Regions from separate parts of the Homo sapiens genome. Here all the other regions are linked to region 2. A link is a contact called in ENCODE Hi-C or POLR2A ChIA-PET data. All regions are on one chromosome and are shown on one strand. The core of a region is the stretch at or near the end of the contact, and the rest is flanking DNA. Distances in the headings are between cores, read along the strand shown.

Region 1 (3,989 bases), core at 1,330-3,829, 180 kb before region 2:
CTGATGCAAATGTTAATCTCATCCAAAATAATGTTTGACCACATATCTGGGCACCCCATTGCCAAGTCAAGTTGACACATAAAATTAACCATCACCTCTTGTAATTTAATAGAATTCATTTCCTTGATAATCCTGTGCTCTGGTTTTCTATTGCTGAGTGACACCAGCACCCCCTCCAAAAACAAACAAACAAACAAAAAGAAAACAAAATAAAAACAAATTTAATGGCCTAGAGCAACCACTTTCTTTTGCTGACAGTTTTGTGGATCAGGAGATTGAGGGAGACTCACCTGGGAAGCTTGATTCTGACTACACAGCATCCCCTGCATATTCCTCTCCACTCAGTCTGCTGCCTCCTTGGTGCTCCTTGGTCTTCCTCTGAACATGGTACCTCATTACACGGGCCTTGGCCTTCCCACAGTGTGGTGGTCTTAGGCGGTCATGCTTCTTACACAAGCCTGCTTCTCACAAAGAGGGAAGAGGTGCTGGGACGGTCAAGAGCTACATTCAGAGCTGCTACACCATCACTCCCTCCATATTCTATTGGTCCAGGGATTCTCAGGGCTTCCTGAATTCCAGGAGGTAGAGAAATGGACTTGGTGGGGGAGTGACAAGTTCAGATGAGAGAAAAGCATGTGGCCTGGGGGACACCATCACACTACCTTTAGAAAGTACAATACACCCATCCCATGTGTTTTATTGTATTAGTCTGTTCTCACGCTGCTATAAAGAAATACCTGAGATTGTAATTTACAAAGAAAAGAGGCTTAATAGGCTTACAGTTCTTTAGGCTGTACAGGCTTCTGCTTCTGGGGAGGCCTCAGGAAACTTATAACCATGGCAGAAGGCAAAGAAGAAGCAGGCATGTCACATGGCCAGAGCAGGAGGAAAAGAGAGAGAGAAGGAGATGCTATGCGCTTTTAAACAACCAGATCTCATGAGAACTCACTCACGATCATGAGAACAGCAAGAGGGAAATCCACCTCAATGATCCAATCACCTTCCACCAAGCCCCTCCTCCAACACTGGGGATGAAAATTCCACATGAGATTTGAGGGGTGGGTGGGGGCACACATCCAAACTATATCATTTATTTTATTTATTTCATATATTAGAAACATCATTCTGATCAGGCATCCATAAGGTTCACCACGCTGCCAGAGGGGTGCACGGCACAGGCAGTGAGAACCCAGCATCAAGTAATGGCTTTATTCCTCTGGAGGGTTGGAGAGAACCAGCTCAACTGTTTATTGCATGGAACTCAACAGTATTTGAACTGTAGCCTGGCAGATCTATCAACATGCTTACTGTCCTAAATTCATCACAAGGACTTCAAACACATTCTATCTATATTTATTTATTTATTTATTTATTTTTGAGACAGAGTCTCACTCTGTCGCCAGGCTGGAGTGCAGTGGCACCGTCTCAGCTCACTGCAACCTCCGCCTCCCAGGTTCAAGAAGTTCTCCTGTCTCAGCCCCCGGAGTAGCTGGGACTACAGGCACAGGCCATCATGCCCAGCTAATTATTATTATTATTTTTTTTTTTTTTTTAGTAGAGACGGAGTTTCACCATGTTGCCCAGGCTGGTCTCGAACTCCTGAGCTCAGGCAATCTGCCCACCTTGGCCTCCCAAAGTGCTAGGATTACAGGTGTGAGCCACCGCACCCGGCCTGCATTCTCTTTAAAAATCTCAGTAAAGGCTGGGTGCGGTGGCTCACGCCTATAATCCCGGCACTTTGAGAGGCCAAGGAGGGAGGATCATTTGATGTCAGGAGTTCAAGACCAACCTGGTCAATATGGCAAAACCCTTTTTCTACTAAAAATACAAAAATTAGCCGGGCATGGTGGTGGGTGCCTCTAATCCCAGCTACACGGGAGGCTGAGGCAGGGGAATGGCTAGAACCTGGGAGGCGGAGGTTGCAGTGAGCTGAGATTGTGCCAGTGCACTCCAGCCTGGGTAACAGAGCTAGGCATTATCTCAAGAAAAAAAAAAATCTCAGTCAAGGGTAAGCTGCAAATAGGGGCGGCCTACACCTCTGCGGTCACATTTCACCCTGACCTCTCCCATTTCCGAGTTGCCAACATGCTCTCTGCACTGCCACACCCATCTTGTGGTCAGGCCTGAGGCCCTCTTATGGGAATGAGGGTGACAAACTCTCCCTGACAGAGAGGCAGGGACCCCAACAGGGGCACCACCCCATGGCTTGCTCACAGAGTTATAAATTGTAAGTCACGGCCAGCACTGGGAAGCTGCCTCCCCTCTGGCCCTGGCCGGCACCCTTGAGCACACCGGAAGCTGCTGGCATCTGAGCTGTCCCTTGCTGCGGATGCGTCTGCAGACACATGACACTTGGCTCAGAGTTCCCTGGGCCTCTGCAGACAAGAGCGGCCTGAGATTACCATGAGATAGGAGGACACCTGCTCTACTCGCACTTCCAGGGAACGCAGCACGGCAAGCTCCTGTCATTTTCCAGACTTTGAGAAAAGGATGTTCACTTGCTTCCCAGCTTCTTGCTTCATCAGACAATTGACTCAGAAAGAAAAATGCTCATTGGATTTCTCACCTCCTCTGTCAGTGCTGCGTAAACAGATCAGAAAAGGCAGAGGGATGTGGGGTCCGGCCTCCTTGATGAGAGAGTGAGTCACCAGCTTGTGGGGGGTGATCGATAGTGCAGAAATTAGTCATGAAATCTGAATGAAAACAAAAGAGCTGATCCCATCCTGTGGCTCGTGGTACCACAGAGACAGTCAATGAAAACAGCCTTGAACACAGGCAGATGCAGAGATCAACTCCACAGAGCTCAGAGAGCGGCTCACCTCCCTATCCCAAGTTCAAAATCCCAGCATCCTTATCGAGGAAAAGTCCCTCGCAGCAGGGAGGAGAGAAGAGAAGCAGAGGGAGGGAGGGAGAGAGTGAGGGAGGAGAGGGGCCTGACACTCAGGCTGAGTCTGGGACACCTTGCAGCAGCGTGGCCAGCCTTCCCTTCCACTGGACCTCGGTGGCCAAGGGCTACTCCCAGTCCCTTCCACATGCCCCTGGCCGAGCACTCAGGTCACTTTTAGTTTGCCTGCAGAAAAAGGCAGTCAGAGGACAAACGGCCTTTGACCCCCCCACTCTCCTGGTGCTGGAAAGGAGGCAGCGCCCAGCAAATGGGACTCTCCCTGGAGCCATAAGGACTAGGAGGGCTGGCATTTGGCTGAGTAGCCAGGGTATTTTTATCCACTCTGTACAATCTGATTTTTTTAGTTGGCATACTTTCAGACAGAATTTTCCTATTAAAATGTGCTAAAATTATGCCTGAAGAGAAAGCCCATTGTATACAGATAACTCCCCACAAAAGGCCCTCTGATTGCACAGGCCCCACGTGACTCCAAAAAGCACTGGGGTCGGCCGGGCGTGGTGGCTCACGCCTGTAATCCCAGCACTTTGGGAGGCCAAGCAGGGTGGATCACCTGAGGTCGGGAGTTCAAGACCAGCCTGACCAACAGGGAGAAACCCCGTCTCTACTAAAAATACAAAATTAGCTGGGCATGGTGGCGCATGCCTGTAATCCCAGCTGCTTGGGAGGCTGAGGCAAGAGAATCACTTGAACTTGGGAGGCAGAGGTTGCAGTGAGCCGAGATTGCCTGATTGTACTCCGGCCTGGGCAACAAGAGCGAAACCCCGTCTCAAAAAAAAAAAAAAAATCAGAGGTCTAGCCCAGCAGGACATGTATGGCCAGCTCTCCCTGCAGGGTGAGAGGGACTTTGGAGAAAGGAGGACCAGAAGGAGAGCAGCCCTTCCCATCTTCTCTTCCCCTGGGCCAGGAGAGTGCTTTGGGATGAGGGACGTCCCACACCACAGACTGCAACCCAGCGCTTTGAAAGAAGTTTAAAGAAAATGTTAGGGTTTGGACAAGGCCCAGCTGGGCAAGAGATTCTTGTTTTCTAACCAGGAGAATACACTTGCTGCTAAAACATACAGAGGAAGAGATTAACATAGTAACG
Region 2 (4,218 bases), core at 102-2,601:
ATCAGTGGGACCAAGATGACTGAGTAGGAAGTGCCTGAGTGAGAAGTCTATGAAGCATCAATGACTGGAGCTGACATCTGCTGATAGAAGCAAACGGGTGCCAAGTGACTTATGGGCATTATCTCATTCAATCCTTCCACCTACCCCAGGATGTAGGGACTATCATCTTCCTCCACACAGATGAGAAAACGGAGGCCTAAGGTAGGGCCTGGAGCCAGGATGCAAGCCTGGGGAGCCTGCTCTGGCCCTCTCCTCCCCTGTGTTCTAGAGGGAGTGCACCTTTGACCCCTGCGCTGTCCCTAAAAACACTCATGGACTGTGCCCATCCTTCTTGTCTAAAGCTGGCAAGATGTGACGGGGATGGGGACAGGAGCAGGGCCCATAAACACCAGAGACCTACTGTCCTAAAATGCCAGACCCCTGTCCTGAGCTGGGAAACCATATTAAGCAAAGGGTGTGTCTCACAGGAAACAGATATGAGCAGATTCGGTGGAGGCAGCCTGGGAAAAGATATTTACAAAGCTGAATCATGGCCTCCCGCCCTGCTGGGTGATTCCTGCCTCCTCTCCTCCCATTCTCTCAGACAAAGAGGAAAAGCAAAAGAAACACCACAACAATTCTGAGCCCTCAACCAGAATCAACCCAAAGCTCACTCGCTGTGTAAAAGAAGAAGAATACTGACAGAGGTTCATGCTAAAAAAACAAACAAACAAAAAACCACGTGGAAGATTAACAAAAGACATGGCATAGTTACTGGACAAGACAGGCCAGCCTCCCCACTCCTCAAAGCAAACCAAACCAAACAAGCCCCCTACTGAGGACAGCAAAGGCACACACATGGCATCCTAAAGACACCGTCTTTTATTTAAGAAAGCCTAACTAATAACTGAAGAAAAGTTCCCAGAAGTGCTTACTATGAAATAATTTAGAGATGACATAAAATCAATATATGAGACTCAAAGAGGCGATGGCAAATGAACACGCTGAAATGAAAAACAAGATTGCAGAGCAACTGAAACACTGAGGACCAAAATAACATAAATACAGAACTAATAAATGAATTAGAAATAGCATGCTAGAAGGAATAAGGCTAAAGTCAGAAATCACGCCAAAGGCAAAACACTTGTTTAAAGGTGGTATATGCACACAATGAAGTTAGAAGCTAAGCAAATAAACGTTAAGAGAATAGGCATAAAGGATAAATGACTATTTAACAAGGAAAACTGCTGTTTCTAAAGCACAAAATCCAAGAGTTAGGAATAGAAGACAAGTCTATGGCTGAAAAGCCACATGATGAGGATGGCAAAACAGCAGGCTGGAAAGTCTGGTAGTCCCCATCATGCCTAAGCAGCGGAGCCATGCCAGCAGCGGAGCCATGCCAGCAATGCCTTCCCAGACTTCTTATAAAAAGATACCCAAGGCCTTGTTAAGCCACAGTCAGCTGAGTCTTCTGTTACCTGCCTCCTTTCCCCGACAATCCTTCAGCCTACTCACACTCAATTCCCTTCCATACAGCCTCCTCCCACTGCTGCAACAGCTCAGCCACATTCTTTGCAGTGAAGCCTTCTTTCCTCTCTCACTGCACATGGCTGGCAAACTCTCCTCCGTACACTGCATCACCCTTTTAACCTTTTCTGAGTCTACATCCGGACAGAGAAACACTGCTGCAGAGACCCATCAACTTCAACCGATAGTGCTACTCTGCAAGAGGGTAAGGGGGGCAGCTAACTCTCACTCCCCATAAAGGTGGTTGCCACAGCACCATTCCCCTTCCCTGCCTCGCCCCTCAGTCAGTCACACTCTTATGCAGATCATCTCTCCTGTCTCTCCCACTCCCACTGGTCCATTTTTCTCACTCTCACAGCTGCACGCCTACAGTACCTCAATTCCCAGCCTCTCCATCTCCTTGGATCACATCTTGTCCTGCCCCCTCCCTCCTCCCTGACACATGGGGCTCTGGCACAAGGAATCTATTCTCCAATTTAAAACAAATCCCATTGTGTCCTCCAGGGCCAAAATCCTTCAGCCACCAAACTGTTAGTATTCTCTCTGAATTAGTGACCAATAATGCTAGCATTGGTGAAAGTTCCCAGTGTTCTACATCCTTGCCAACATTTACTAGTCTTTAATTTTAGTCATTCTATAGGTGTTCAGTATTGTCTCATCGTGGTTTTAATTTGTATTTCCCTAAAGACTACTGATGTAGAGCATCTTTTTATGTGCATATTTGCCATACTTACATTTTCTTTAGTGAAGTGTCTGCTTAAATATCTTGACCATGTTTTAACTAAGTTGCTTTGTTTTCTTACTATTGAGTTTAGAGAATTCTCTACAAATTTTGGATACAAGTCCTTTATCAAAAATATGATTTACACATATCTTCTTCTATTCTGGAGCTCGTACTTCCATTCTCTTAACAGTGTCCTGACAAAAGACATTCTTAACTTCAGTAAGTCCAGTATTTCTATTTTTTTCTCATGTGGATCATGTTCTTGGTGTCTCATCTAAGAAACCTTAGATTTCTAACCCAAAATGAGAAAGATATTTTTCCCTGAACTTTGTTCTAAGCACTTCTGTTTTTAGGTTTTACATTTTAAGTCTGTGATCCATTTTTATCAATTTTTACATATTGTGAGAACTATGGATTGAAGTTCATTCTTTTGCATACGGACAACCAATAGTTGAAAAGCCTGTTCTTTCCTTGATTAACTGCCTTTGCATGAGGCTTTATTTTTCAATGTTCAACTCTGTATTATGTGTTATTTTTGTCTCTAAGGAGTCTACCAAAAACATCTCAAGATAAAGGACATAACTTTTTCCTAAAAATGCCTACAACTATTAGAAATATAAGGAAGAAAAATATGGGCATAAGTTCCTAACAATATTGGATTTTAGACAAAGAAAGCACAACCTAAAAGGAGTGATACAAAGGAAGCCTGTGGGAAGCGGGAGTGCCCCCAGGGGTAGTGGGAATATGGTCTAGATTACATATATGAGCTCTGGGGTGGGACACGGAAATTTAAATAACTAGTACGTAAATCTTAAGCTTATAATACCAGTTTTTGTCCTCACTGTTTCATATCAAAATGCACTTATATATGTACAGTAAGTCCTCACATAACATTGTTGGTTCCTGGAAACTGGGACTTCAAGCGAAACAACATGTAACAAAACCATTTCCCCTCACAACAACATTATAAAGGAACAAGGATGAACAAAAGGATGTGATTTCAGGAGCCGCTGTACATCATTTTGTTTAAAGTTGCAGTTTCCAAGAACCAATGATGATGTTAAGCGAGGACTTACTGTTATTATTAGCAGGCTAGCACAATGGCATTTTTGGCTCACGGTCAACACTGTGATACTGTGACTAGGCTTCTATGTTTGCAGTGGATACCTCCATGTAAATTATGAAAAACAGAAATGAGTAAAGAATACAACATTTCTGGGCCAGGCACGGTGGCTTACACCTGTAATGCCAGCACTCTGGGAGGCCAAGGTGGGCAGATCACTTGAGCCCAGGAGTTCGAGACAAGCCTAGGAAACATGGCACAACCCTGTCTCCACAAAAAATACAAAAATTAGCCAGGCCTGGTGATGCACACTTGTAGTCCCAGCTACTTGGGGGGCTAAGGTGGGGGGATCACCTGAGCCTGGGAGATTGAGGCTGCAGTGAGCCATGATTGCACCACTGCACTCTTGCCTGGGCGACAGAGAACCTGTCTCAAAAAAAAAAAAAAAAAAAAAAAAAAAAAAAGAACACAATATTTCTGAACACTGACCTGGAGTTCTGTAAGAGGGGGTTTGGGGAACACTGGACCCACATGGCTCTGTGACATACCAAAGAAACAATATCTCACACATCATCTTATAAAGCCCTCTTTTCCTGTAACCTCACCCTTGTGGCTATTCTTTGAGCTAATTACACAAAAGTTGTTTGTTCGGTAGTTTTTTTTTGGTAACACCGACATAAGATCAGCAATATAAGAGATACTTTCAAAGCATACTTAATACTCAAATATCTTCTGTACCTTTGCTCATGACTATGAATACAGCAGGTAAAAGTACACTTAAAGACCATGTTCAAAAAGGTATTCATCAACTACTGTTTGTGTTCATTTTAAACAAAAAGGCTTTGCAATTGTTTTTAAATCAGGGGTTCTGGCCGGGTGCAGTGGCTCACACCTATAATCCCAGTACTTGCAGAAGCTGAGGCAG
Region 3 (3,904 bases), core at 658-3,157, 150 kb before region 2:
CTTGCCCCTCCCCAACTCTCCCACTGCGGGATTTTCCCAGGACAGAATCTCAGAATGAGCTGGCTCTACAGGCACTCACAGATGCACCCTTACCTTGACCTGCAGGCCTGAAGCCGACCCAGCCCACAGGCAGCATTCCGAGCTGACACATCAAGAAGCTCCAGATGCCTCCCCGACCTTCACAAATGTGAAACAAGATGAAGGTGTTGACAGGGCTGGTCTGTAGAAATAGTATTTTGTTATTACTGAAATGTTAGAGTGTAAAATAGAATGTTCTGTTCCTCTCTAGCCACAATGTCCCATTGATTAGGGGTCCCCAGTCCCTGGACCATGAACCACTATCGGCCCATGGTTTGTTGGGGGCTGGGCCACACAGCAAGAGGTGAGTGGCGGGTGAGTGAGCATTACCGCATGAGCTCTGCCTCCTGTCAGATCAGTGGTGGCATTAGATTTTCATAGGAGCACAAACCCTACTGTGAACTGAGCATGAGCGGGATCTAGGTTGTGCACTCCTTATGAGAATCATCTAACTAATGCCTGATGATCTGAGGTGGAACAGTTTCATCCCAAAACCATTTCCCCTACCCCCATCCATGGAAAAACTGTTTTCCACAAAACCGGTCCCAGGCGCCAAAAAGGTTGGGGACCGCTGCTGTGGCACTGCCATTTCTCAAGCTACCTAGAAGCTAGTTTGAACAGTGTGTGTATTTAAAGTAAATTTCATTTGGGACATTTTATTACAGAAGCTTATTATCTCTTTTTAAAGGAATCTTTCTTCTCAGGATCTTAAGGCATCTTATATCCATTGAAAAGGCCTCCTGTACCATGACAGCTTCTTCAAAGGACACCCTAGATAATAGCACAGGAATCCCAGGGAGATGAAATACCCTGAGATCCACAGACTTCCCTGAGATGGGGAGTCCTGTTTCCTCCTCTACCAAGCTGCTAACCAGTGGCCAAGTCAGATTAAGCTGTATTTCCTCCCAACCCCCCCACCCCCAATCTGCAGTGGAGGAGGTTTTAAGCAGGCAGTGGTTAAATCCTGGAAGGAGAAATTAGAGGAAATGAAAAGACTCTCCCAACTTGGATGAGAAAGTGGTGGAGTGACAGGGTGGGCAAGACCCCAGCAAGCTGTCCGGGGCCAGGCCCATCCAGGAGTCCGGTGTGTTTCAGTGTCTGCCCAGGCCTCCTGTCTAGGAAGCTTTCCTGCCAGGTTCAGAAAATGAAGAACATAAACCACAGGACCCTATTTTATGGGTAGAAATAATGTCAATGAGGGCAAATGGAGAAGAGTGAGGCAACAGCCACATCCGTCCAGGAAGGATGCCTGGGACACAGGTGGTTCTGCCAAAGAGCCAGAAGGATGGAAGGAAATCTCAAAATTCAGATGAGAAGCCAGACAGTAGGAAAGCCAAAAAAGCACAATCTAATAATTTAGAAAATGAAAGAGGAGGAGGGCTGTTAAAGATATTCTCTGCTCCTTCGTAACATCTCAGCTCCTCTCTTCCTATGTAGAAATAAACGCTCACTGCAAAAGGCAATGATTTGCTTAGAAAAAATTCATTTAAAATGTCTTGCAATTATTGACACTGTCATCAGATCTTGGCAGTAGCAGCTTATTATTACCTCCTATGTATGTTTGCCGGGAGAAGAGTCTCATTGTTTAGGAGGGAGAAATAAAGCAAAAGTCCAAGGGTATTGTGCTTGAAATACATGCCTAGAGATATGGAGTTGATTGCCCCAGAAAAAAAAGGAAGCCTATGTGTATATTATTATTCACCTCGGTAGCCCGAATCCTCTATTTCTCTCTCTCTCTCTCTCTCTCTCTCTCTCTCTCTCTCTCTCATACAGTTGAGCTCAGCTGGGCAGCCATCCAAGTGATTCATATTAAATTCTAGCTATATTCAGCACAAAAGTCATCTAGCATCAGAGGATCAAAGTTACATCAACTAACAAGCACTGGGGGATTGATAAGCTGCTAAAATTAGGTCATTGCATAGCAGCAGCCTTTGATGGATGAAGTGAAATTTAGCCGCGGGTTTGCTATTTAAAGATCTGTTACAGCACCCTTTCCTGTAGCCACAATGAACACACAACAAAGTATCATGTGTCTGATTAAATGTTTAATCATCGCTGTTGAGCTTGCCGACTGTGGCAAAGATTCAGTTTCCTTAAGAGTGCATTCAGCTCTTGGGCCAAGCCAGTACCTGCATTTTAATTCCCACATCCAGAGCCTTACAACAGGGCCCATTTCTCCCTCCTCAGGATGAATTCTGTAAAGTTAGTTTAATCGTTTTTAAAAGCATTTGGTCACACAGTTCCACCTCTAAGTCCCTGTCAGTTCAGTGTTTCAAAACTCTTCGTCAGCGTCACACACACACACACACACACACACACACACACACACACACGGCTCCAGACTGCCCAGTGGATGCAGCAACTGGTCTGGTGAGCGCATTTCTGTTTCTTGCTCATTCCCTCAATTTCAGAATCACACACCTGTCCAAAATGGCTCACGTCTCTCTCTTCTTTGGGACTGTTTTTGTTTCCAGATGGGTTAAGGTGGGGATTTGACTTCATTTGGTTTAGGTTTTGGCTGTGGCTGAGGCCCCAGGCATGTGGCAGTCACCAGTTCTGATTTCATAACTCCCATGGCCAGGCCAGGAGCCACACAGGAAGCCGGAAGGGGCCTCGGGTCAGTGTGTCCTGTCCCAGCAGCACGGGGTGGGGGACTGTGTGCCCCCAGGTGTCCTATCCACCCCTCAGCTCCAAAGGGCATGTGGACATGCGTCAGGTCCCCTGAGGCCATCTACAAACACCAGATGGACTGTTGAGCTTCCCAGGCTCAGAACCTAAGAACCCGCAACTGGAAGGAAAAGGCAGCAGAAGATGAGAAAAACGGTCAGGGAGGAAAGAAAACACTTTAACCCAAACAAAGTTTAAAATAAAATAAAGAGTGGTGAACACTCAGCTGGGAGAGGAGAGGAGGCCTCTGTGGGCAAAGGGAAATGCTGCTGAGAGGCAGCTAAGCCTGAGTCTGGAAGACTGGAGGGAGGCAGCTCCAGGGTGAGCACCTGGAGTGCACAAGGCTCTGGAAGGGGAGGGCAAGGGGTATCACCCTCCCCAGAGCCCCAGGGAAGCCTGATTCATCAGTACACCCAGGAAGGGGCTGGCTGCAGCGATAGCCCCCTGCCCAGTTGTCCCAGATGAACCCTGGGCTTGGAAACAGTCCAGGGACACTGGCAGACTGAGAGCCACCGGAGAGGGTCACCCCGTCCCCCTCCTGCCTGTAGGGGCACACAGGTTTCCCACTAACCCTCAGTCCCAGTTGACCAATTACCAGATAAGAAGATTGGATCCTCCTATCCTTACAGACACAAGGACACAGGTGGGAATGGCTTTTCATATGCAAATTCCATGCCATTTGCTTCCTATTCCAGCCAAACAGTTGTGCAGAAGATAAAACGAATCAGGGAGTGCTCCAGGGAGTGCTCCCGGCTCTCAGGAGTACTGTAGGGAGTGGAGACAGGAAGGAAGCCATGACAGGGAAGGTGACAATATTGGCCCGGTGCTCTAGATGCAGTTCTGCAGGCGCTCACTGAAGAGACTGCTGGAGAAGGCAGGAGGATGTGCTCGCGGTTTCCTGTGATGTGGTGAGGGCAGGTGGAGCTTCAGCACCCAGAGGCTGGAGGGAGATCCTTAGGTGGCCCAGGTGACGCAGGAGCCTGGGCTTTCACTCAGATTCAGACCAGAGAGACAAAGTAGGAAACTTGATTTTAAACCTGGGAGTGGCTGAGTGCCTTGTTCTTGGCTATGTTTCAGTGTGATCTTACACATAGCTACCCAGCACATCTGTCTGTCTTCGTTTATGTTCCTTCAGAAGCCAACCCTAAAATAACATCCA

The links. Hi-C counts contacts between places; a loop is a spot of excess contacts on that map. ChIA-PET counts read pairs that join two places held with the same protein, here RNA polymerase II (POLR2A). Pooled maps may share reads with other maps.
Region 1: a pooled map shows a loop between it and region 2 (4-fold over the local background). The contact joins two enhancer-like sites. A Hi-C loop is called at or near these places in 4 of 168 maps with a recorded cell type or tissue (K562, MCF 10A, mammary epithelial cell and 1 more), 5 of 37 single-sample maps with no recorded cell type and 9 of 50 pooled maps. POLR2A ChIA-PET finds 5 or more read pairs at or near these places in 3 of 52 experiments (activated CD4-positive, alpha-beta memory T cell, activated naive CD4-positive, alpha-beta T cell and common myeloid progenitor, CD34-positive).
Region 3: a pooled map shows a loop between it and region 2 (8-fold over the local background). The contact joins two enhancer-like sites. A Hi-C loop is called at or near these places in 2 of 168 maps with a recorded cell type or tissue (naive thymus-derived CD4-positive, alpha-beta T cell and natural killer cell) and 7 of 50 pooled maps. POLR2A ChIA-PET finds 5 or more read pairs at or near these places in 4 of 52 experiments (AG04450, activated CD4-positive, alpha-beta memory T cell and activated naive CD4-positive, alpha-beta T cell).

The regions. Positions count from the first base shown.
Region 1 is chr9:91,069,167-91,073,155 of GRCh38, forward strand. LOC100129316 (a long non-coding RNA gene) reads right to left here. Exons shown (of 4, transcript NR_033912.1): 2 at 291-461. Among named protein-coding and RNA genes, the nearest start is that of LINC00484, 48 kb to the right of the region's middle. RefSeq lists an enhancer at 1,731-2,636. Within about 2 kb of position 2,580, at least 6 of the 41 ENCODE cell types and tissues checked have a DNase peak (open chromatin) inside an H3K27ac peak, as active enhancers do.
Region 2 is chr9:91,245,567-91,249,784 of GRCh38, forward strand. The region is part of intron 6 of AUH (AU RNA binding methylglutaconyl-CoA hydratase); the gene reads right to left. Among named protein-coding and RNA genes, the nearest start is that of LINC02937, 84 kb to the left of the region's middle. Within about 2 kb of position 1,352, at least 3 of the 41 ENCODE cell types and tissues checked have a DNase peak (open chromatin) inside an H3K27ac peak, as active enhancers do.
Region 3 is chr9:91,098,329-91,102,232 of GRCh38, forward strand. It overlaps LINC02937 (long intergenic non-protein coding RNA 2937), which reads right to left. Exons shown (of 6, transcript NR_184105.1): 4 at 3,341-3,904; 5 at 94-220. Among named protein-coding and RNA genes, the nearest start is that of LINC00484, 19 kb to the right of the region's middle. Within about 2 kb of position 1,908, at least 21 of the 41 ENCODE cell types and tissues checked have a DNase peak (open chromatin) inside an H3K27ac peak, as active enhancers do.